3 separate regions of the Homo sapiens genome follow, and regions 1 and 2 are each linked to region 3. Evidence: chromatin loops called from intact Hi-C (ENCODE). Cell type or tissue: heart left ventricle. All regions are shown on one strand. Region 1 has its middle 38 kb from the start of B4GALT6. Region 2 has its middle 59 kb from the start of SLC25A52. Region 3 holds the start of DSG2-AS1 (DSG2 antisense RNA 1).

Region 1 (8,000 bases), 170 kb after region 3:
ACGCTCTCCACATATCTGGAGGGCTGGTGCTTGGAGAATCAGTTGTGCAGAGTCACTAAGAGCCAGCCCCGACTTCCATATCAGAAAAGAATATTTATAGAGGCAGAAACCTCTGAACTGGCCATGAAGAGCCAAAAGGGAGGGTGTGATATTCCACCCCCTGCCTCCTCTCCACTCCTGAGAGAAGAAGCCGCTACCAGGAAGGGCACTGATTCCTGGAATGACCAACTCCATCACATTAACCTCCTTATGGGCCCTCATAACCAACTGCTTCCTAGAAAAGAGATTGACATGTTGGGTTTTTGATAGCATAAGTAGCATTTTTTGAATCCTCAGCAAGAAGCTACCAAGATAGATAAAAGTTTTTTGGGGAATGTGAGGGTTATCTGGCTGTGACATATGTCACCCCATTAATGGCCAGGATTGATTTGGCTGACCTGGCTGGCTAGGTGGGTGTCCTCTTCCTCCCTCACCCCTACATGTGCGTCCCTCCTGAAGCTGCATGCTCGTTCCAAGAGGATGACCATCCCCAATAGAGGAGGACCGGTCTTTGGTCAAGGGTATACAAATAGCTGCACTCCCCTGCTAGAACCTCCAAACAAGCTCTCAAGGTAAGAGTTTTTTGGAGAGATAAATAGTTTTCTGCATTCTTTAAATTCCAATCGGTATATCAAGATTTAGACCTTGCTGACTTCACCATTAAGCCAGGAATAGGGAGAACTCAGGCTATGCTGTAAGGGAGACCTCTGCCATGTGGGAAGGGTAGAGCTGACATACTCCATTCCCAGAGCAGGGGGCAAGGAGAAAAGAGATGGGGGAGCAAAAAGAGGCAACTCATCTGGCAACCTGCTCCAGACCAAATTCCCGGAGGGGAAAAATCAATGGACACATCTAGGCAAATATGAAGGAAGCTTGGGGCTAGTTGTTTTCTTCACCCTGTAAAACCTAAGGGAGCTGAGAGCCTCCAGAAAAAGATCATGCCCTGTCTGATGGTATAACCACCCAATCTGTTCACCTTGCCCGCTGCCTAGACAGAGCCAATTTACCAAGACAGGGGGATTTCAATAGAGAAAGAGTAATTCATGCAGAGCCAGCTGTGCAGGAGACCAGAGTTTTATTATTACTGAAATTAGTCTCCCTGAGCATTCTGGGATTAGAGTTTTTAAAGATAATTTGGCGAGTAGGGGTAGGGTAAGTGGGGAGTGCCGTTTGATCAGGTAGGAGATGGAATCATAGCGGATCAAAGTGAGTTTCTCTTGCCGTCCTCTGCTCCTGGATAGATGTGGCAGAACTGGTCGAGCCAGATTACCAGTCTGGGTGGTGTCAGCTGATCCATCAAGTGCAGGGTCTGCAAAATATCTCAAGCACTGATCTTTGGTTTTACAGTAGTGATGTTATCTCCAGGAGCAATGTGGGGAGGTTCAGACTCTTGGAGCCAGAGGCTGCATGACTCCTAAACTGTAATTTCTAAACTTGTAGCTAATTTGTCAGTCCTGCAAAGGCAGACTGGTCCCCAGGCAAGAAGGGGGTCTTTTCAGAAAAGGGCTGTTATTAATTTTGTTTTAAAGTCAAACCATGAACTGAATTTCTTCTTAAAGTTAGTTTGGCCTATGCCCAGGAATGAACAAGGACAGCTTAAAGGTTAGAAGCAAGATGGAGTTGCTTAGGTCTAATTTCTTTCACTGTCATAATTTCTTCAGTTGTAATTTTGCAAAGGTGGTTTCAATAAGAAGAAAGACAGGTGGATGAACCTGAAATACCGCTCCTAGTCCCTCACTTCTGAGCAGAGTGTGCTGTGGATCCAGACACTGGTGTGTTCCCTGGGAAGGGGCAAAGAGGTGCTGAGATTACCAGCAGGCTCCCTGAGGCCTGGGCTGGAGAGATGTCAAGGACTGCAAAATTGTGGGCAAATGGCAGGACTTCAGCTATGGGTGCCATCGTGATATCCAACACCACAAGGTACAACTAATCAGTAGCGCTTCAAAGGACACCAGACCTGGAGCAGGAACCAGGGAGTTCCCAAAAGGACTGACGCCCACCCATGTGGAGTAGAGGTCCCTCAATTCCCTGTCCCCAAGAGGCCCCTTGAACGGGGGAAAGAAATTTGAAGATGGAACATTGACCTGAATGAGACTGTGTGGATTGAAATGGAATGAAATAATGTGAATTGGCACGTGTGTCACCCTGCTCACCTTGGCATGTGTGTCACCCTGCTCACCACCCGTGCCATAGGGTCCTCATGACCAGAGTTAGGCCTGTCAAGCTAAATAACAAACAGAAAGAGACCCTTCAAAGATAATAAGCTTATTTGGGTGTGCACAGAAGATTTGCAAATCTGGGATATGCAGGCTTTGGAGACCGTAGGCACATCCAAAGTGGCTGAGGCAGGGGGAAGTGTTTAAAGGCAAAAGGGAGAAGTATACATCATTTGTTTTCAAACAGAGAATGTTGGTTACAGGGGATCATCACAGGAGTTGACACTGGTTCATTCGTGGAGACAGTGTGTCAGGCAAGTGTTCTTGTGCATTCTGCTTGCTGTCCTTGTGACTCATGTAGCAAGCTGCACTTTAGGAAGTTCTTGGCAGAAGTTCTTGTTACAGGCGTATGTGCATGAGAGTCCTTCAGAAAGTCTTTGTAACAGCGTATGTCCACCGGGGCCTGTCGGGGGGTGGGGGGCTGGGTGGGGGATAGCATTAGGAGAAATACCTAATATAAATGACGAGTTGATGGGTGAAGCAAGCCAACATGGCACATGTATACCTATGCATCAAACCTGCACGTTGTGCACATGTACCCTAGAACTTAAAGTATAAAAAAAAACCAACAAAAGTGGATGTCAGCAACTTCATGTTAAACATCTGTGTTACATTTCCATAGTAGAATGCCTAACATATACATTATAAACCATCATGAATCAAAACTGTAAAAAATAAAAACTTACAAAAAAAATAATGTGTGTCAACTTGACTAGGCAAGGGTGTGCAGTTGTCTGGTTAAACACTAGTCTAGGCATTGCCATGAAGATATTTTGTAGATGTGGTTAACATCTTTAAGCAGTTGACGCTAAGTAAAGCAGGCTACCCTTGATAATGTCGATAGGTCTTATCCAATCAGTTAAAGGTCTTAAGAACAAAGACGAAGGTTTCCCAGAGTAGAAGGAATTTACCTCCAGGCTGAAACATAGGTGTCTTTCCTGAGTTCCAGCCTGCTAGCCTGCCCTACAAATTTCAGACTCAAGACTACAACAATAACTCTTGCCTGAGTTTCTAACTTGGCATCCTGCCTTACAGATTTCAGATTTATCATCCCTCACAATTGTGTAAGCCAATTCTCTTTCTTTCTCTCTCTCTCTCTCTCTCTGTGTGTGTATGTGTGTGTGTGTGTATGTGTGTATGTGGGTTCTGTTTCTCTGGAGAGCCCTGATTGATACACTTGGCAGTATCTATCAAGTTGCAAACTCACATACCCTTCGAACTAGGAATTCTACACTAGGAATTCCACCCTCAGATGTACTCATGCATAAGTGAAATTATGCATACACAAGATTCTGTAGTACTGAAGAAATAATTAAATGCCCTTTACTGAAGTATTTAAAAATTATGGTATACACATAGCTAGAATAATTTGCAACCATAAACAAAAAAAAGCTTCCTGTATTCTTTTATAGAATCTCATCCAAGATAATATTAAGTGAAACCAAGATACAGAATTGAGTATATGGATACTACCATTCATATAGAAGGAGGAAGGAGCAAGGGTATTGTATACACAACACACACACACATACACACGTATTCTCTGGAAGAATACATAAGGAATTGGTAATATTGGGTAATATTGATTCTGGAGAATAAGAATATATTTTTGTAACTTTAGAGCTTGGTACCATATATCATGAAAACAAATCAATTGTGAGTGGAATTAAAAGGCACACCACATAACATTTATAAGGAAAGGATGCAGAATCCTGGGTGGCTGCTCACATTACAATGAGTCTTCCTCAGTAGTGCTCTCAGGTTTGTGATTGTTCTGCCCCCTAGAGGCGGCTTTGAGAAGTGCTTGAGATGAACGTCTCTGTGACTCCCTCATCAGCAGGCTCAGCTTAGCCTAGGAGCACAGGCCTGAAGTGGGTGCTCACAGGATGGTTTTCCTCTGCCTACTTGCCTTCATTTCATCTGGCAACAGTGGTTCCGGTAATGTTGGCAGTCAGTGGCTATCACGGTGGGAAGAATCAGAACTTGAATAAACCACAGCGCTACTATGATCCCGTTCTTAGTGGCAGAATCACACACAATAAAAGAGAATTTGAGGTCTTCAATCACTAATGAAATACCAAGACCTCTTTATTACTCAATTTGGGTCAAAAAATATCAGCTAGAAAAGGAAGTTGGGAATGATTATTCACGTTTATGAGTGTAGCCTCTGACATATAAATGAATTACATACTAATCATGAGGTTGGATTTTAAATCTTGGCATACTCAAAATGTACAGAAAAGACATGTTTTCACTGCAGGCTGCAGCTGAATAATGAAATATGAAAACTACATTTTTGAACTATTTAATTTTTTGAAATTTAAACATATAATTTAGCAATATAGCATACATATTTCCACCATCACACAATGTTAATGTTTTTCTTATTGGCTTCTAATTTCTTTTTTAATTATTGTTTTATAATAGATCCCTTTTATTGAAAGCTCACTGTTTGCAAAGCAGTCTACATTCATTATCCCATGAAATCCTCAAACAACCCTAAAAGGTAGGTGTCAGTACCACCGCACTTTGTGATTGTACCAGACAATCAGTAATAAGATAGGTAAGAATGGCTATGGGGGAAGTCAGCTGGGTTCTAGTTATAGTCGCATTTCAGAAAATTATTTAACATGCTGACTTTAACAACCTAAGCGTCTTCTCCCTGTGTGCACACAGGGTAGACCTCTGAAGAGTGGCGCTGTAGCTTCTAGGGTAAAGGCTGTGTTAAGTCAAGGCAGGATGACAGTTCAGCTTCCTCCCAGGCTAGTGCAAAGAGCTATTCACTAGGATTAAAGGCCTTCTCTCTCCCAGACTGAATTGCTCACCCCCCAAAACCCCTCCTACAGAAAATTTGGAGTCCTCGTTTATTCCCCGGCAGCCCCTGCCTAATAGGGTGGTGAATTAATTACCAAACATGCAACAAAGGATATCAAAGGTTTGGCGAAAATGGCAACATTTTGGAATAAATGACCGTAATGTGTGCTCTGCCTGCCACCCTAACTGGCGCACATTTTGCAGGTCAGTTGCTTTCCCTATGGCCAAGAGGAGGAAAAGCATCTCTCGGATTTCAGCTTGGAGGAGGAAGAGTTCAGGCTGCCAGAACTGGACTGGCACTTCTGAATATCCCGAGGCAAGGTCCCATAACTTCCTTGGGAAGCTCTGCCGCACCTCCAACCCACCCCACCCCACCCCACCCCACCAGGCTGCTGGAGTCTTGGGACCGCAGACCCCGCGGCCCAAATTCTTCCTCGCAGAGGGGAGGGGAGGGGTGTTCCGGCCGGGCAGGGCGGAAGGGAGGTTTGGGCTGGATTGTGGGATAAGATTGCCCTGGTGACGCGGAGCGGATCTGGACCCGAGCCTAATAAAGGCTGCGTAAATAAAGGTGTAGTTAATAAAGGACGGGATGGGGCGCGCGGTTGCCAGGGGCGCCAGCGTCTCGGGGCTGCCCTAATGGCTCCTGCTCAGTGCGCGGCGCCAGCGCTTGTCTTGTCCCGGCTGCGTCTCTGGGCCCCACGGGCCCCTCCTCACATGGCAACTATTGTGGCTACTAGTCCAGGCGGCTTAGCCTCTGGAGTGGGTCCAGGACCCGCTCCAGCTGACCTCTGACTCCCTGGGGCCAACTTAGCCCTGGTCTTCCCGCTCCTCCGATCTCCCACGCGAATCGCCGCCATGAGCTAACTCCCCACCCCCGGGCAGACCCGGGAGAGCTTTGATTACCTGGGGTCTTCTGCTTCCTCCCAGACGTCAGCTCCGCTTCAGGAATCGACTGAGACTTTGGCTCAGAGTTTGGTTCCATTCTTGGACACGGATTCAGCTGGAGAGCTGCCCCGGGGCCAGAGCAGTTCGCTGCTGCACACTGGGATCTGAATGACAAGCTGACTCGGCACAGAAGTCTCCCAGAGGTGGTTGCAATGCTAGACTGGGATCAGAACCAGGCCCTAGCTCGGCCTCTTTGCCTCAAAAGTAAGTTTCTAACTGTAGATCTAGATCAGGCTGCAGATCATCAGGCATATGAAATACTTGTTCCACCTCTAGATAGAAATCAAAAGCAAGGAACTTTACTGTTTCGCCCAAGAACCGGAAGAAAGATCTAGCTCAGCATCAAAGGCTTGCCAAGGTTGTTGTTGGAACTCCATACCGATTTGTATCAAAACCTCAGCGTCAGAAACAAACTCTGCAGAATGGGTATTTAGATTCAAGTATGGATATACTGTATCTGGGCAGCCTGCCTCCAGAACTCCAGGTGAGCTCAGATGAGCCTCCAGGGCCTCCTGAGCAAGCTGGACTTTCTCAGTTCCATCTAGAGCCTGAAACTCAAAATCCAGAAACCACTGAAGAGATCCAGTCCTCTACTCCAGCAAGAAGCTGCAGCGCAGCTTCCACAGCTCCCTGAGGTGGTAGAACTTTCTTCAACCAAAGCTGGAGGCCCCAGCTCTGCCTTCACAGTCCCTTGAGGGGGTCCACTCTTCAACAGAGCAGAAGGCTCCAGCACAGCAGCTACCTGCCTTTGAAGAGATCCTAGCCCCACTATTGATACATCATGAGGTAAATGTTCCATTGAAAAGTTGGAGTGAAGTTCAGCACTCACACTTGCCCAGTGTCACAATCAAACCTGTGGACGTGGAGCTTACGGTAACTCCAGAGCCAGGTAAGAAACTTACAACAAGCCAGGAACAGGCCCCAGCTCAGCCTCCAGAACACTCCAAAGAGGTGGGCTCTTCCTCAACCCAATTATAGCCCCCAGCTCAGACTCCAGACCCCCCTAAGGAGGTAGAACCTTCTCCAGTCCAGCAGAGTTCCCAGATGAGCCACCAGAGCCCCCTAAGGAGGTTGAACCATCTGCAACCCAGCAGGAAGCCTCAGGTCATCCTCCGAAGTCCACTGAAGAGGTCAGTCCTCCACTGCAGCAGGAGATACCAGCTCAGCCATCAGAGCCACCTGAGAAGGTCAAACCATCTCCAGTCATAAAGCAGCCCCCAACTCAGCTTTTAGAGCCACATTCAAAGTAATTAACTGGTATTATCTGTCCAAGAGATTGGATGGATAGGAAGTTAAACTTCTGGGAGATGCCTCATTATTTGTACCAGTGGCTCCACATTATTTCTTGATTAATTGTGCAGACTGAGAAGCTGACAGCTAGTTTTTCCAATTCAAGAGTCATCATGGGGATGTTCTCAATTGTTGTTAGTGGGACTTGTGTTGTTTCCATGTCGAGATATTGTAATGCCGGTAATTTAAACAGATAATAATCTCCAATAGTTGTCAGAGGATTGTGATTGAGAATTGTTAGTGGTGAAGGTTCGAGATAGAAGCTCTTCTTGCTGTCCCTCCTGCTGCTCCCTTGCATAGCACCAGTGCTGGAAGTTTCTGAGAGCAGTCTGCAGGTGCTGAACATCATACTTAAACTGGTCAACCCGAAGTTTGGCATTCTGCCTTTTATTAGGGGGCTCCTTGCTGGACAAAATCTCCCGATGTTCTAGATGGCTGAATATCTGGTCTGTGCTTGCTTGGATTTCACCTTCTACTAAGTGCACAGACTGCTTGTCTGCCGTCTCCAGGTGTCCCATGTGAGAATGTATCTCATGGACCTGCTTGTGCGTTTGCTGGTTCAGGGGCTCCATGTCACCGGCCCAGCTGGCCCCAACTCCAGCTCTGGCTTCCTTGGAATATGTCCTCGCAGCCCTGCTTCTAATTTATTTTTTTTAATTAAGATGCATTGGTTTTTTGCTGATCAAAAATTCTGAC
Region 2 (8,000 bases), 260 kb after region 3:
AACGATAGACTGGATAAAGAAAATGTGGCACATATACACCATGGAATACTATACAGCCATAAAAAAGAATGAGTTCATGTCCTTTGCAGGGATACAGATGAAGCTGGAAACCATCATTCTCAGCAAACTAACACAGGAACAGAAAACCAAACACTGCATGTTCTCACTCATAAGTGGGAGTTGAACAATGAGAACACACGGACACAGGGAGGGGAACGTCACACACTGGGGCGTTCCCCCAGGGCAAGGTTGGGGGCAAGGGAAGGGATAGCATTAGGAGAAATACCTAATGTAGATGAGGAGTTGATGGGTGCAGCAAACCACCATGGCACATGTATACCTATGTAACAAACCTGCACGTTCTGCACATGTACCCAGAACTTAAAGTATTAAAAAAAAAAATGACTCCGAGAGACGAGAATTGAGGGGATAAGTGGTCAACAATAACAATACTAAACTCAGCCAAATTAACTGCTGTATTAAAAATTGGGTTTCAATAATAAAATGTGGCACATCAAACCAGCCTGCCCCTATAAAAATATCAGGTTGATCTATTCATCAAACAAATATTTTTGAACATATAGTCTATGCCCAGGCACTGCACAAAATCCATAGGTATAACATGATGAACAACATGGCTTCCTGCTAGGATCTTAAACACTCAGAGGGGACAACACACCTTACTGGCAATGGCAACATAGTTTTATTAGTTAGGGTATGTTCAGCAAAAAAAATCAATAGGTTTAATAAAATTAAACTTTACTTCTTTTGCACAAAAGTCCAGATAGACAGTCCCAGGCAACTATGTAGACTCCACAATCATCGGGACGATGGGCTTCTACTAAATTGTTGCTCTATCATCGACACATGGCTTCCACCTTGTGGAAGATTCCCAGTAATGGGAGATCTCTCAAGAACCCACAAAACATTCCCTGGTGCCCAGAGACCATCAATGCCAGGTTATCACAGTACCGGTGAGGTAAGGCGTTCCTACACCCTTGCTACTCCTACTTAGGTACTTTTACCAAATTCTGGAAGATTCAGAGTCAGCCAAGTATATTAACACAGGAAGGAGAAGCACACAGTAGAAAAATGGAGAAGTTGGCCATCTTCCTCCCAAACTGAAAGCTTCCCAGGAGAGAAGCCAATGTTAACTTTATGAAATTCAGAATGCTGGTTATTAAAGTTCTTGGAAATTTTAATTATTGAAATTGAGGCTCTTCTTGAGATTTAAAGTGATCAGAGGGCATTGGTCAAAAGAGTTATGGTACCCAATATCTCATTCATCAGTTCATTTCTTCTATTCAATTCAACAAGAATTTCTAGTATGTGTCCTGCATTGTTCTAAGTATTAAGGAATGATATGAAAGAAACAAATCTCACAGTTGATGTGCCAAGCCCCAAGTTTACAATCAAAATAAAGCCTAGAATCTTGAACAGAATTGGTAACTTAAAATAGTGCGGTGGTTGCTATAGAGTGTCGACCTTAAAGAGATTCAAGAAATATGGTTAAATATAGCATTTAGTCAAGCACAAATTTTAAGGATAGGCATCCAGGAACACAGATTCCAAAGAATGGAAGCCAGTGCTCCAAAGTGGAGAAGTTTTGGGGGTCATTTATATAAATAAGGTTTGGGAAGCTTAACAATGTTTCAACATTTTCCACACAAGGCTAGCACACAGTTACAGTAATCTGATTAATTGAGGTGGTGTTCTTTTTGGGAAAGGTATATTTAACATTCCACATTGAGGATATAACAATCATGGAGTCTTCCGCACCATCTGATCTGAGTTAGATGCAAGATAATAAAGGAGGAAAGGCTAGCCATCATCAGGAGGGGGAGGTCTTATGTCTGGCACCATTTAGTCTTTCCTAATTGATTTGCAGAACAAGAACAACGAGAAAGAATGAATCTATAACCTGAGAAGCAGAAATTGCAGCCACATGCATGTGCTCAGACCACACAGTCACATTTCCTTTAAGGCTCAACATAATTTTTAGGCTTCTAAAAATTATAATTAAGTTTGAATTATTTAGGTTTCATACAGCCATTTGAAATCACATCTATTAGAGGGACTTACAGAGGGACTTACGAAGTTCAAATGGAATTTAAGTAAATCATGTTTTAAAATGATACATTTTTTGAGAACTTATTACTGTCAGTCACTGAGCTAAGAAATGTATGGAATTAGGTCAGCCGATCGTCAAAACGACCCATTGAAATAGGAATTATTGTTGCTACACTATACAGATGAAAAAACTCAGATGGCTGGTTAAGTTACTGCCCCAAAGTCTTATATTTGGTAAGGAGGAAAGCCATGGATTGAAAGCTGGGTAGTGTGATTTAGGAACCTTTCAATACTAGCTGTTCCAAGGCAATCTTGTTTGCAGAGATGACAGCCTGTATTAGTCTGTTTTCACACTGCTGTAAAGAAATCCCCGAGACTGGGTAAATTATAAAGGAAAGAGGTTTAATTGACTCACAGTTCTGCACGACTGGTGAGGCCTCAGGAAACTTACAGTCGTGGTGGAAGGTGAAGGGGAAGCAAGGCACCTTCTTCACAAGGCAACAGGAGGGAGAATGAACGCAGGAGGAACTACCGAACACTTATAAAACCATCAGATCTTATGGGAACTCACTCACTATCACAAGAACAGCATGGGGGAAACTGCCCCTGTGATTCAATTACCTCCACCTGGTCTCTCCCTTGACACATGGGGATTATGGGGATTACAATTCAAGATAAGATTTTAGGTGGGGACACAGCCAAACTATATTATAGCCTGTTATTCGCAAGTAAACTCATACATCCAAAAACGTATTATTGTTTAGAAAATATTACAACCTACCTTTAAATTCTTAAAATATTCAAATACTTTCTATAAACTTGATACATCAATCTTGATATCGATTTTGAAATTTAAAGGTACCAGAATATGCCCCACAAAAAATATACCACTTTGACAAGAATTATTTTGAGTTATAGGCAACTGAGAACCAGGAGATGCAGGAAAAGCTTTTTACTTCCCCCTATCTAAAAGGAAAGTATAAAATTTTCCTTTTATAAAGGATATTTATATTTACAAAGGAAATTTCCATTGTAAAGATGTCTCCATACCAAGAAGAGAGGCTCCTGGAGACAACTCTTACCACCTGATATGGTTTGGCTGTGTCCCCACACAAATCTCATCTTGAATTGTAGTTCCCATAATCCCTGTGTGTCATGGAACGGACGAGGTGGGAGGCAATCTAATCATGGGGGTGGTTCCTCTCATGCTGTTCTCGTGAGAGTGAGTGAGTTCACGGGAGACCTGATGGTTGTATAAGGGGCTTTGCCCCCGTTTGCTCAGCACTTCTCCTGCTGCCGCCATGTGAAGAACGACGTGTTTGCTTCCCCTACCACCATGATTGTGAGTTTCCTGAGGCCTCCCCAGCCACGCTGAACTGTGAGTCAATTAGACCTTTTTCCTTTATTAATTACCCAGTCTCAGGTATGTCTTTATTAGCAGCGTGAGAACAAACTAATACACCACCTGAGAGGCTCTTCTCAGCATGACAAAACAACTTTTAGTTACCATGCATTTCCTTCACTCTCCTTCCCAGAACTTGCCCCTAACTCCAGCCCAAATCCCCCTTTCTTTTGTTTAGCCTAAAATGGTATATAAGTTTCAGTCATCTGGCCACCTCCTCGGGCCACATTTTTTCTTTGTGAACTCCTCCAAACTCTGCTATGTGTTACCTCATATAATGCTAATTTCAACATTTTAAAGGCAAAGGGTATGGACAACATTGATGCAAACTTGCACTCCTAGTGCCCTCTAGTGGATATAGTTGGTTTCAGTTATCACTTGGTAGGTTTTAGTGAAACTTTCCATAAAAAGGAATGCTCTGTCACTATACTCTCTCCTCTCTCCTTTCTCTTCCTCTATTTTTTGGTCTTGTCCATGTTCCCAAGATACACTGACAATGTTACTCAGTGTTAATGCTAATAAAACTCTATTTACAAAACAGGTGTTTATTTAGAAAAATAGCCGTACCCATTTATTTGTGTCTGGTGGTTTTTGTGCTGAAACAAAAGAGCTGAGTAGTTGCAACAAAGACTCTATGACCTGCAAGGCCTAAAATATGTATTATCTGTCATTTTACAAAAAAAGTTCACTAACCTCTAATCATGGGACATATCACTAGTTCTGAAAGATGCTTTGGCTAGGAAAGGCTATTCCCTAGTTGAATATGTTTGGGAAATCCTCCATTAACATATTAAGCAGTAAAGAAACCTCTTTAATTTTAATTCTATATTTATTTACTTAGTTTACTCTGGGAATTCTTTTTTTCACCTAAGACCTATTAATATCGTATTCAATGAAACGTATTTTGGGAAATATTACTTTATAATATTGTGTTTTCTTGGAGTCAACAATTCTGTTTTTCACAGTAGAAGAATTGCTTTCTAAAGAATAGCACTATGCTTAGCTTTCATTTATTAAATAACAATATTTTAAAAATCCATTTTCAGCTGGTTATTAAATAACAATATTTTAAAAATCCATTTTCAGCCGGGCGCAGTGGCTTGCGCCTGTAATCCCAGCACTTTGGGAGGCTGAGGCAGGTGGATCACCTGAGGCCAGGAGTTCGAGACCAGCCTGGCCAACATGGTGAAACCCTGTCTCTACTAAAAACACAAAAATTAACCTGGCGTGATGGCGCACACTTGTAATCCCAGCTACTTGGGAGGCTGAGGCAGGAGAATCACTTGAACCCTGGAGGCAGAAGTTGCAGTGAGCCCAGATTGTACCACTGCACTCCAGCCTAGGCAACGAGAGTGAAACTCTGCTTGAAACAAAAAAAAGGGGGAAAAAAAATTCATTTAATCTTGTTATTCTGGAATTTTTTTTTTCTGTTACACTGCTCTTTCTTTGTTATCTTCTGCTTTTTTTTTTTTTTTTTTTTTTTGAGACAGTCTTGCCCTGTTGCCCAGGCTGGAATGCAGTGGCGTGATCTCAGCTCACTGCAGCCTCTGCCTCCCGGGTTCCAGTGATTCTGCTGCCTCAGTCTCCTGGGTAGCTGGGATTACAGGCACATGCCACCAGGCCCAGCTAATTTTTGTATTTTTTGTAGAGACGGGGTTTCACCATGTTGGCCAGGCTGGTCTCAAACTCCTGAACTTAGGTGATCCGCCTGCCTCGGCCTCCCAAAGCACTGGGATTACAGGCATGAGCCACCATGCCTGGCCTGTTGTCTTCTTTATTCATTCATTTAGTTTTTGAGCATGGTCAATTTTTAAATGCTTAATTATGCACCTCGAATATTCAGAAGAAAATGCACTTCTAAAATGATTTTCCGTGATTATTAATGCAGGATTCCACAAAATATGGAAATTAAAAAAGAGTAGGAGTAGAAACTAGCCCTCCTTTTAATAGAAATTTCATACCGTGCCAAAAGCAGCTAGTTCACCTTTTAACAAATAATTAGGCCTAACTGTTGAGGGTTGAGTAAAGCAAAGTGAGTTTACAAAGGAGACTGAGGTAGGGCACGATGGCTCATGCCTGTAATCCCATGTAGGCCCATGCCTGGCCCAAATGGTGAAACCCCATCTCCACCAAAAATGCAAAACTTAGCTGACGTGGTGGCACATGCCTGTGAGAGAGGAGATAAAAAGAAACTAGTTAGGCAGATGGTTAGGGCAAAGAGTCCTTGGCAGAACTTCCCTTCTAACAAAAAGCAGCGCAAGAAATCACTTCTCTTCTAACAAAGAGCAGCCTGGAAGATCAGGCTGCAAACAAAGATAAGGAAGCAGCTCCGGCAAAGAAGGGGAGCTTCCTGGGTAATCAGTAAGCTTCACTTACATACGGTGGGTCCCAGTAAGCACATTCCTTTCCTGTTTTGGACATACTCAGATAAGGAAGCTGGAAGTTTGCATGGAATATGCCTGCAGCTGCACCGATAGGAAGGGTTACCTGGTGCCAGGCACGTCAACCACGGGGGCTTCACCTTCCCCTTTTTTTAAGCACATGCACAGTAGGAAAGAGATAAGCAACATGGAGTAGCTCAGGCCAAGGACCCGCCTACATAATAAAAGGTTGGGGTGGAGCTACCAGACATTCATGCTTTATGCAAATGAGATGCCCAGCCCTCAACAGTTTCTTATAATTCAACTGTAGAAGGGGCAACACTTTTTGGGACACCTCTCTGCAGCAGAGAGCTGTTCTCTTTCTTTCGCATATTAAACTTCTGCTCTAACCTCACCCTTGGTTTGTCCATGTCCTTGATTTCCTCAGCCATGAGATCAAGAACTTTGGGTGCCACCCAGGCAATGAGGCCATTTCACCTGTAGTCCCAGCTACTCTGGAAGCTGAGGTGGGAGGATTGCTTGAGCCCGGGAGGTTGAGGTTGCAGTGAGCCAAGATCATGCCACTGCACTCCAGCCTCAGCAACAGAGCAAAACCCTATCTTAAAAAAAAAAGGAGACTGAAACGAGTATCAGGAATGTTAGAGGAAAACCAGAAGTGTGCCCATCACACTTTTATTTCCATGCTTCCATAGAATCTTCAGTTAATAATCATGGAAAATCATCTTCAAAGTGCCTTTTCTGTGTCTGTTGTGACAGCCAAGATGAGAGTGTCCCTTTTTTCAACTGGAATATGGAGAAAAACAGAGAAGACAGGGCTGAACAATTTTACCGGCAACTCATTTTTATAAGAAAAAAATAATCTTGCAATAAAGCAGGGTGGAGGTAAAATATTCAGCATCAATTTCTGTATCTGCTAATCTTGGTTGGCTGAAAAGTAGCAAAGGCTAAAATTAGTTGTATATATAAGTTTTGATCATAAGATAAATTACTGGAACACAGTATTACTACAGTACCATCTTGCAAATAGTTGGTCAAGAAACTCCTTTTAAAAATGAGTTTAACCAGGCATGGTGGTGCATGCCTGTAGTCCTAAGCTACTTGAGAGGCTAAAGTGGGAGGATCACTTGAGCCCAGGAGTTGAAGACCAGCCTTACCACATAACAAGACCCTGTCTTAATATATTTTTTTAAATAAGTTTAGAAACCAGACTAGGTATGTATAGAAAATAATACAAGAAAAAAAGGAAGAAAGAAGAAGAAAAATTGTCTGAATGATGTTATGGAGCAGACAAAATATGTAACCAAAGATATACCCATAAAAATTTTAAAACTAACACTTAAGGAAACATTTCGCTTTACATAACAAGAGTACAAGGCAGATATATAAGATTACAGAGACAAGATGATAATAATGACATGAAAAAAGTGAAAAATAAAAATATAACCAGGGTACCTAACCCTGGGTGGTTATTTAGCCTTTGAAAAACACAGGTCAGGCCATATTCTAAAGTGGCTACCAAAAGACTTTCAAATATCAGCTGTCTCAATAGCACTAGTGAGTTTATTAATCAACATTGTTGACAAAAAGAAAAGCAAACTCTGTAAAATATTTAAAGCTGTTTATTTCCAGCTAATATGCGTGACTGTGGCCCTAGGGATAGTCTCGGGAGGTCCTGAGAAAGGGTGCCGGAGGCAGTAGGGTTACAGTTTGGTTTTATACATTTTGGGGAGACAGAAGTTACAGGCAAAGACATAAATCAATACATGGAATACATAAATTATATATACATTGGTTCAGCCCAGAAAGGCAGAACATCTTGAAGTGGGGGCCTCACGGGTTATAGGTGGATTCAAAGATTTTCTGATTGGCATTTGGTTGAAGGAGTTAAGCTTTGTCTAAAGATTTGAAGTCAGTAGGAAGAAATAGTTAAGGTAAGGAGGGTTGTGGAAGCCAAGGTTCTTTTATGTAGATGAAGCCTCCAGGCAGCCGACTTCAGACAGAACAGATGATAAATGTCTCTTTTCAGACCTTAAAATGTGTCAGGCTCTTAGTTAATCTCTCCTATATCTGAGAAAGGCCTGGCTGTAATAATGAAGATTTTCTATGGATGCAAACTTCCCCTACAAAAGACACCTTTGCAGGGCCAT
Region 3 (8,000 bases):
GCGGATCACCTGAGGTCAGGAGTTCGAGACCAGTCTGACCAGAGAAACCCCATCTCTACTAAAAATAAAAAACTTAGCTGGGCAGATGGCAGGTGCCTGTAATCCCAACTACTCAGGAGGCCGAGGCAGGAGAATCGCTTGAACCGGGAGGTGGAGTTTGCGGTGAACTGAGATCGCGCCATTGCACTCCAGCCTGGCAATAAGAGTGAAACTCCATCTCACAAAAGAAGAAAAAAAAGAAATTGCAAAGACAAAAAGTTCTTGCTTTTTATGCAGCCATTTAGAACATACCTGTTCACAAGATAAACTATAGCTTGTCCTCAAGTCAGAGGATTTGACAGCACCGTTTGTCATACATAGCTCATCTTAAACTCACCTAGTAATTGAGGGGGCTATTGTGTTTGCTAATTGCCTTTATTCAAAGAAATAATAAAACTTCTTAGATCTCTCTGATAGGTAGCTAGTTATAATTTGGAGCGAGCACCCATGGAGATGGGAAGATAGGGAGGCTAGCTTCCTTGATGTTAACATTTCAAAAAGATAGCCCCAGGTCCTTCAGAAGGACATCCCTGGTTATAAAGCTGGCAAAGGAGATAGAGAAAGAAGTAACAACTGCAAGTTTTTTAAACTAAATACTCTAAGAAAAGAGAGATGAGAGATGGCAAGGGAAAGTTTTCCTTGTTTGCACTAGGGAAAATTCAGTTTTTTTCCCATTTAGATTTGTACTTACATTCTAGGGCTATGCTCTACGTGGCAAGCGGCTACCAATTGGACAGCACAAATCTAGAACATTTCTATCATTGTGTAAAGATTTGGGGGGAACTTCAGAGTGAAACCACCTTTGCAAAAATTATAACAATGAGAAAATTACAACATGAAAGAGATCTGATCTAACCAACCCCTATCTTGCCTTTAACCTCCAAACTGCCTTTGGTCTTTCCTGGGCTTAGGCTAAGCTAACTTTGGGAGAAATTTAGGTTATAGTTTACATGAGAAGAACCTTTCCCTAAAACTAAAGCACCTTTATAAAACTAATGAAAGCCCACCAGGTTAGGAGGATGAAAGGGGCTTCTAGTCTGCTAAGGTGTAGGAGTAAACAATTACCATCCATTATTCGGGAAGTGACAAAATTTGCAACTTCCCCAATTACTCTGGCAGATAACATTATTATAATAGAAAATAAGACTGGCCTTTTGGGATGTCGTTTGCTACTTTTGCATTTTTGACGACTGGATACCCACGACTCTTGGCTCAACTGCTCCTGTGGCCCCCATCCTGTAGCAGACTTGGTGCACTAGGACCGTTTTCCACACCCCTATGATTGCATCCCCAACCAATCAGCAGCATCCATTCCCCTATCCCCCTGCTGGCCAAACTATCCTTGAAAAACCCTCACCTCCGAATTTTCAGGGAGATTGATTTGATAACAATCTCCCACGTGGTATGGCCAGCCCATTTCAATTAAACTCTTTCTTTATTGTAATGTCATGGTCTCAGTGAATTGGTTTTGTCTGTGCAGTGGCAGGAAGAACCCATTGGGTGATTACAATGGTTCTGGAAATTACAATATGCGTCTTTAATTTATCACAGTCAACCTTCAGATATTCTACTATTTCACAAATGATATATGTGAACCTTGAGCTTGCACTTTGTGGATCTTGCTATGCCATTCAATCTCTGACTTTCTTTCTACCCTCGTGCTAATCAAGAAGCTTTCAGCATTGTCTCTGTCCCTCACACCTTCCATCATACCCCTGCCCCACTTGCTATAATGCATTATTGGCATGATATGAAACATACAGTATCAAGTCCATCAGTGGATGGGAATGGACTCACATTGCTCCACAGATTACAAAAACCCACCTATCCAGATTGAAAAACCATGTGATGAGGAATGTGTGTCTCTGTTAAAAATCCAGATACACCCTGGGCCGGGTATTTTCCATTTGCCTCTTCATACTCACTCTCTGCTCTTCTTCACCCTGCTCTGAGACCCAGGAGCTTACCTTTTATGGATGTTTCAACGGGCACTGCTTGCTGCCTCTGGCTTTTAGATGGGCTTGGCCAGTGATGGCCTTGGCTAGAGATTGGTGAGAAAGAGAAAAATGAGATCAGGGCATCTCTCCCTCTACCTCCCTCTGTCATGCATCTCTCTATAGAGCAACTCCCTCTCTGAGTTCCTGGACCCACGCTCTCTCCTTGTTCCTTTAGGCCTATTAGTAGTGGTTGCTTCCTTCTCAATTATTACCAGACTTGAAACGGTCCCCCAGTGTTGACGAGGATTGCATGCTGAGTTCTGAACAGAAATATATTTGTAATTAAACATTAATCAGGCTGCACTTTGGCCCACTTCGTTGTTGCTAAAAGTCAGGTAGCACCAGGTACTGACCATTTGCATTTCCATTGTTCCTATAGATAGGATCTCTGAAGTTAGGGTCATAAAGCTGTTGAAGAATTGATTTGCATCCCGCATTGTTCCCCTGTGTACTGTCAGTGGGTATTGAGATAAATGAAGGCAGGAATGGGCCTTTTTGATGTTTGTCACCTCATACTTACTCCAGTATCAACCAACAAAAGAAATAGCTGGTGACTGAATGAACAGAGGGCCAGTCATAGGAAGAATGGTGAACTGTGGTGGGAGGAATTTACCTGTCTCAGAGGGTAAGGGTTTTTGGTACATTTAAGCAGGACAATTGCAAAAATCCAAACAAAATTTTCAGACTGGTTTTCTAAACCTGCACATGATTCATTTAACTGACAACATTTAATCTGCTGCATCCCAAGCCCAAGTTAGTTCTCATTGTTAAGTCTGAATTGATGGATTCTCAATGGGTTTGAGGGATTCTGAGGAAAACTACAGAGGTTTCAGTGCAGGACACGATCTATTTGCAATGGTTCAAAATCTCTTTCAGTTCCTATATTCTGGTTACTTGGATTGTTGGAGATTTTACTCACTGTATTAAAGATCTGTTTTATTCTTCTTTCTTTTTACCCGAGGCTATACATTAAGACGTACCCTATATGTTCCCCTGCCCCTCGTCTACAGCTTTCAGCTTCTTCTAGCAGGAAGTTTGGTTTTGCAACCCCTCTTGAGTTGGACCCTTCTAAAGTAATCTTGAGTTTCTCATTCCAGCCTCTCCAAGGACCACATCTATTGTTTCCCTAGTTTACATGGGTTCTTTTTCAAAGAAAAACACTGGATTGGGATACTTCAATGAAAGAAGTTGGAAAACGCACAAAATACAAGCATCTTAAATGCTTCTAGATATACCCCAACTAGATGTACCAGGTTGAATTGGCTTAGCAGTAAACTATATGTATGCTCACCTAGTAATAATCCATGTGTTTCTACACTTAAGAGATCCTCTGGACTACAGAAATAAGATGGAACAGAAGCACTGTGGCATAACTATGAGTGTTATATGCTTTATGGCCACAAGATGGCACTATGCACGCAGTAAAAGAGGCAAAGTCAATCTATCAAAGCTAGGAAGAAAAAAAAAAATCAAGCAATTTAATAAGTTCGTGAGCAACACAAACTTGCAAAGGCCAATTCCTTCCTTCACTAATTGTGACCCTCTCAGATAAAGTGTGATACGCTTCAGAGTTGCCTGAGAAACGAGACCTGGATTACGGAAGTCTAATAAAACCCATACCACTCTTTGATGGTGAAATACAAAATGTCTTTCTGAAGGTCAGTCATGAGCCTTTGGTTCTATCAAAAATGCTGCACTTTGGAGGAAATGACGCTGGCCAATGGATTTACGAATAACACACTCAGCCTGCTGTGGGCTATCTTAAAGAATAGATGTTGACTTTTTCTGAAATATTAGATTCAACTAAGCATATGTTGAATTCTCACTATGTGCAGAGCCCTATTTAGTGGCTTTAAAATTACTCAAAGATGAGTAAGGCCCAGACCTTGCCCTCCAGAGGCTCACAATATAGTGGAGGAAGTAGTTACAAACAGCTTATTCTGAAAACCAAGACACTGTAAAAAACAACATATCAAAGATAGAAAGAAAATGCCAAGGCTGATTGGAGAGATTAATTCTTCTTTTGATTAATTTCTCTTTGTCATTCCCAATTCCTCCAAGTTGAAGGGGAAAGGGAATGTCTAGGAGCTCTTCTTAGACAGGTGGGCTTTCGATGAAAATTGGAAGTTAATATAGTTAGGATACGGTCCCCTCCAAATCTTAGTTGAAATGTGACCTCCAATGATGGAAGTGGAGTCTGGTGGGAGGTATTGGATGATGGGAACCGATCCCGCAGGAACGGATTCGTGCCATCCCCTTGGTGATGAGCCAGTTCTCGCTCAGGTCGTTCACGCGAGATCTGGTTGTTTTTTAAAAGCGTAGCCCCTCTCTCCCCTCTCTCTTGATCCTGGTCTCACCATGTGATACACCCACTTCGCCTTCCGCCAATAATTGGAAGCTTCCTGAGGCCCTCACCAGAAGCAGATGCCAGCACCACACCTCTGGTTCACCTGCAGAACCGTGAGCCAGTTAAACCTCTTTTCTTTATAAACTACCAGCCTCAGGCCAGGTGTAGTGGCTCACACCTGTAATGCCAGCACTTTGGGAGGCTGAGGCAGTCAGATCACCTGAGGTCAGGAGTTCAAGACCAGCCTGACCAACATGGCGAAACCCGTCTCTACTAAAAATACAAAAATTAGCCGGGCGTGGTGGCGGGCGTCTGTAATCCCAGCTACTCAGGAGGCTGAGGCAGGAGAATCGCTTGAACCTGGGAGGCAGCGGTTGCAGTGAGCCAAGCGCGCCACTGCACTCCAGCCTGGGCGACAGAGTGAGACTCCGTCTCAATAAATAAATAAATAAATAACCAGCCTCAGGTATTTCTTTATAGTAATGCAAAAATGAACTAATCCAGAGAGTAAGTAAACAGGAGGAAGGACCACCTAGATCAGAAGCTTACCTCACACAGGTGAGGGTGGCTAGCGGGTAAGGGATTAGAGGCGGTGAGCACAGCAGAAGGTGTGGGTGAAGAGGCAGGTACAGGCCACCCTGTGGAGGACTTGGAACAGCAGCTAAGGCTGTGGGACCAGACTCTTTATGCAGTAAAGAGCCACAGACAATTGTGAGCAAGACACCTTATAACCAGGTTTTAGAAAGAATCCTCAGCTGGAAGGAGGAGATTCTGCAGGAAGAGGGTGGGGGAAAGTTGAAGTTAACTCCAACCAAAGTCAACCTTAAATATTAACCTTTTTTTCTTCTGACTTTCATTGACTTTTCCGTGCATTTTCAGTGCCCTTTTCTTGCTGTAAAGTAAATTTTAAATATTATGTCAATAGGTCACAGAGGCAACAGACAGGCAAGGTATGGTTATGAGAAAAACATTTCCCTAAACAAAATTAGAAGACAGCATTTGATGAAAGATTTTTTTCCTAACTTGTGAGTTTGTTTACATAAAAACACTTACAAAATTAGTCAATCAAAATAACATGGAGTCATTTACTTAAAGAATTCCTTACGTTTAAAAATAAAGTACTTGAATATGGAATCAACCTAAGTGTCCATCAACTTAAGTGTCCAATTTAATCCATCAACTGGATTAAAAAACTGTGGTACATATATACCACGGGATAATACTCAGCCATAAAAAAGAATGAAATCATGTCTTCTGCAGCAACATGGATGGAATTGGAGGCCATTAACCTAAGTGAAATAACTCAAAAACAGAAAGTCATTTGAGACCAGCCTTACCAACATGGAGAAGCCCCATCTCTACTAAAAATATAAAATTAGCCGGGTGTGGTGGTGCATGCCTGTAATCCCAGCTACTCGGGAGGCTGAGGCAGGAGAATCGCTTGAACCTGGGAGGCGGAGGTTGCGGTGAGCCGAGATCTCACCATTGCACTCCAGCCTGGGCAACAAGAGTGAAACTCTGTCTCAAAAAAAAAAAAAAAAAAAAAACCGTATGTTCTCACTTATAAGTGGAAGCTAAACAGTGGGTACACGTGGGCATACAGAGTGGAATAATAGACACTGGGGACTCCAAAAGGTGAGAAGGGAGGAGAAAGTAAGGATTGAAAAATTACCTCTTGGGTACAACGTTCACTGTTCCGGTGATGGGTACACTAAAAAGCCTAGATGTAACTGTTATGCAATCCGAGCATGTAAACAATCTGCAGCCGGGCTTGGTGGTTCATGCCTGTAATCCCATCACTTTGGGAGGCCAAGGCAGCAGGATTGCTTGAGCCCAGGAGTTCTAGACCAGCCTGGGCAACATAGTGAGACCTCGTCTTTACAAAAATTTTAAGAAATTAGGTGGCCATGGTGGTGTACACCTGCGGTCTCAGCTGCTTGGGCGGCTGACATGGGAAGATCACTAGAGCCCAGGAATTCAAGGCTGCAGTGTGCCATGACTGTGCCACTGTACTCCAGCCCAGATGACAAAGACTATGCTTTAAAAAAATGAAAATTTAAAAATCCTGCACTTGTACCCCTGAAATATATAAAAATAGAAACAGAAACATAAATAATAATAAAATGCATTTCTTTTACACATAAAACAAATAAAAGTAAAGTACTTGAAATTAGACGATTCCAGAAAATTGTTGACATGTTTGTTCCCCTAACAATTTGGTACTTTGGTCTCCTTTATGAAACTGTGAAAGCTCCGAGCCAAAAGCTTTGTCTTTCTTCATTCTTGCATCTTTAGTACATATCACAATGCTTTATATATGACACGTGCATGACTATTTGTTGTTAATTGAATGGTATATCATATTTCAATAGACATTTTCCCCAACATTCTATTGGAAAACTTTTCACACACATAGCAAACTGAAAGAATTTTCAGTGAACACTTGAATTTCTACCACCAAGATTTCACTATTAATATTTTACTGTTCTTAGTTTATTACATATCTATCCATGTCTGTATCCATTGATCAATCCATCTTATTTCTCTTGGTGAATTTCAAATTAAATTATAGCCATAAGTATACTTAAATACATCCATACGCTGAACACATCAGAGTTGAATTACAGTTCAAGATTTATTTACATTTTTTTTCTTCTGAGGCAAAATCACATAGCATGAAATGCACCAATTTTAAGTGTACATTTGCTAAGTTTTGAAGAATGCATACACCCGTGTAACCAAACCCCTTTCAAGATGTGAAAATGACCATGACCCCAGAAAATACCAATACCTCTTCCTGCTCAGGCCTCATCTCTATCTCTGAGAGGCAATGACTTTTTTATTTAAATTTTTTTTAGTTTTGCCTCTCCTAGAACTTTATATAAATGGAGTCATATAGTGTGGACTCTGGAATAGACTTCTATCACTCAGCATAATTTTTTGAGATTCATCTAGGTTGTGTGTACCAGTAACACATTTCTTTTTGTAGAAAAGAAACTATTTTGCAATGGAATGCAGTAGCGTTCTATTGTATAATTATGTCAAAATTGTTTTTCCATTCTCATATTGATGGACACCCAGACTGTCTTCAGTTTTGTGTTATCAAAAATGAAGCTACTATAAACATTCATGTTCAAGCCTTGGTGGCCATATGTTTTCATTGCTCTGGGGCAAATACCTAAATTGCTGGGTCATGGGGTAAATGTATGTGTAGACATTTTTTAGAAGCTTTTTTTTTTTTTTAACAAAAATGCCAGGCTATACTTACCATGCTTTTTCTCTCCTAGTTTGCCAATTTATTATTTATTTATTTATTTATTTTCTTGAGACAAGGTCTCACTCTGTTGCCCAGGCTGGAGTGCAGTGGCACAATCATAGCTCACTGCAGCCTCAATCTCCCAGACTCAAGTGATCCTTCTGCCTCTGCCTCCAGAGTAGATGGGACCACAGGCACGCACCACATCAAGCTATTTTTTTTATATATTTTTTGTAGAGATGGGGATTTGCTATGTGGCCAAGGCTGGTTTTGAACTCCTGGGCTCAAGTGATCCTCCCAACTCGGCCTCCCAAAGTGCTGGCACTGCCCCTGGACTAGCTTGCCAATTTAAAAGAAATCC

The links. A loop is a pair of places that touch in the nucleus more often than their neighbours do. Peaks named below come from ENCODE experiments on the same cell type or tissue, not always from the same donor. Only the 100,000 strongest peaks of a DNase experiment are listed, where the experiment ranks them.
Region 1: it touches region 3 in a loop (12-fold over the local background); 95 of 110 quality-filtered maps call a loop at or near these places.
Region 2: it touches region 3 in a loop (7-fold over the local background); 87 of 110 quality-filtered maps call a loop at or near these places.

What each region holds. Positions count from the first base shown.
Region 1 is chr18:31,718,522-31,726,521 of GRCh38, forward strand. It overlaps a transcript of B4GALT6 not described here, the pseudogene RN7SKP44, the pseudogene LRRC37A7P and the pseudogene LOC390846. Among named protein-coding and RNA genes, the nearest start is that of B4GALT6, 38 kb to the left of the region's middle. RefSeq lists enhancers at 5,402-6,601, 5,831-5,930, 5,897-6,396. In heart left ventricle, a CTCF peak has its summit at 4,032 (motif pointing left); DNase peaks (open chromatin) are centred at 4,062, 5,720 and 6,100; H3K4me3 peaks cover 1,491 bases; H3K27ac peaks cover 564 bases.
Region 2 is chr18:31,815,997-31,823,996 of GRCh38, forward strand. No RefSeq gene overlaps it. Among named protein-coding and RNA genes, the nearest start is that of SLC25A52, 59 kb to the left of the region's middle. RefSeq lists an enhancer at 3,416-3,916. In heart left ventricle, a CTCF peak has its summit at 3,826 (motif pointing left); no DNase peak of the experiment used is centred here.
Region 3 is chr18:31,552,636-31,560,635 of GRCh38, forward strand. It overlaps DSG2-AS1 (DSG2 antisense RNA 1), which reads right to left and starts at 4,276. Exons shown (of 6, transcript NR_045216.1): 1 at 3,328-4,276; 2 at 2,007-2,080. In heart left ventricle, CTCF peaks have their summits at 3,439 (motif pointing right) and 3,640; no DNase peak of the experiment used is centred here.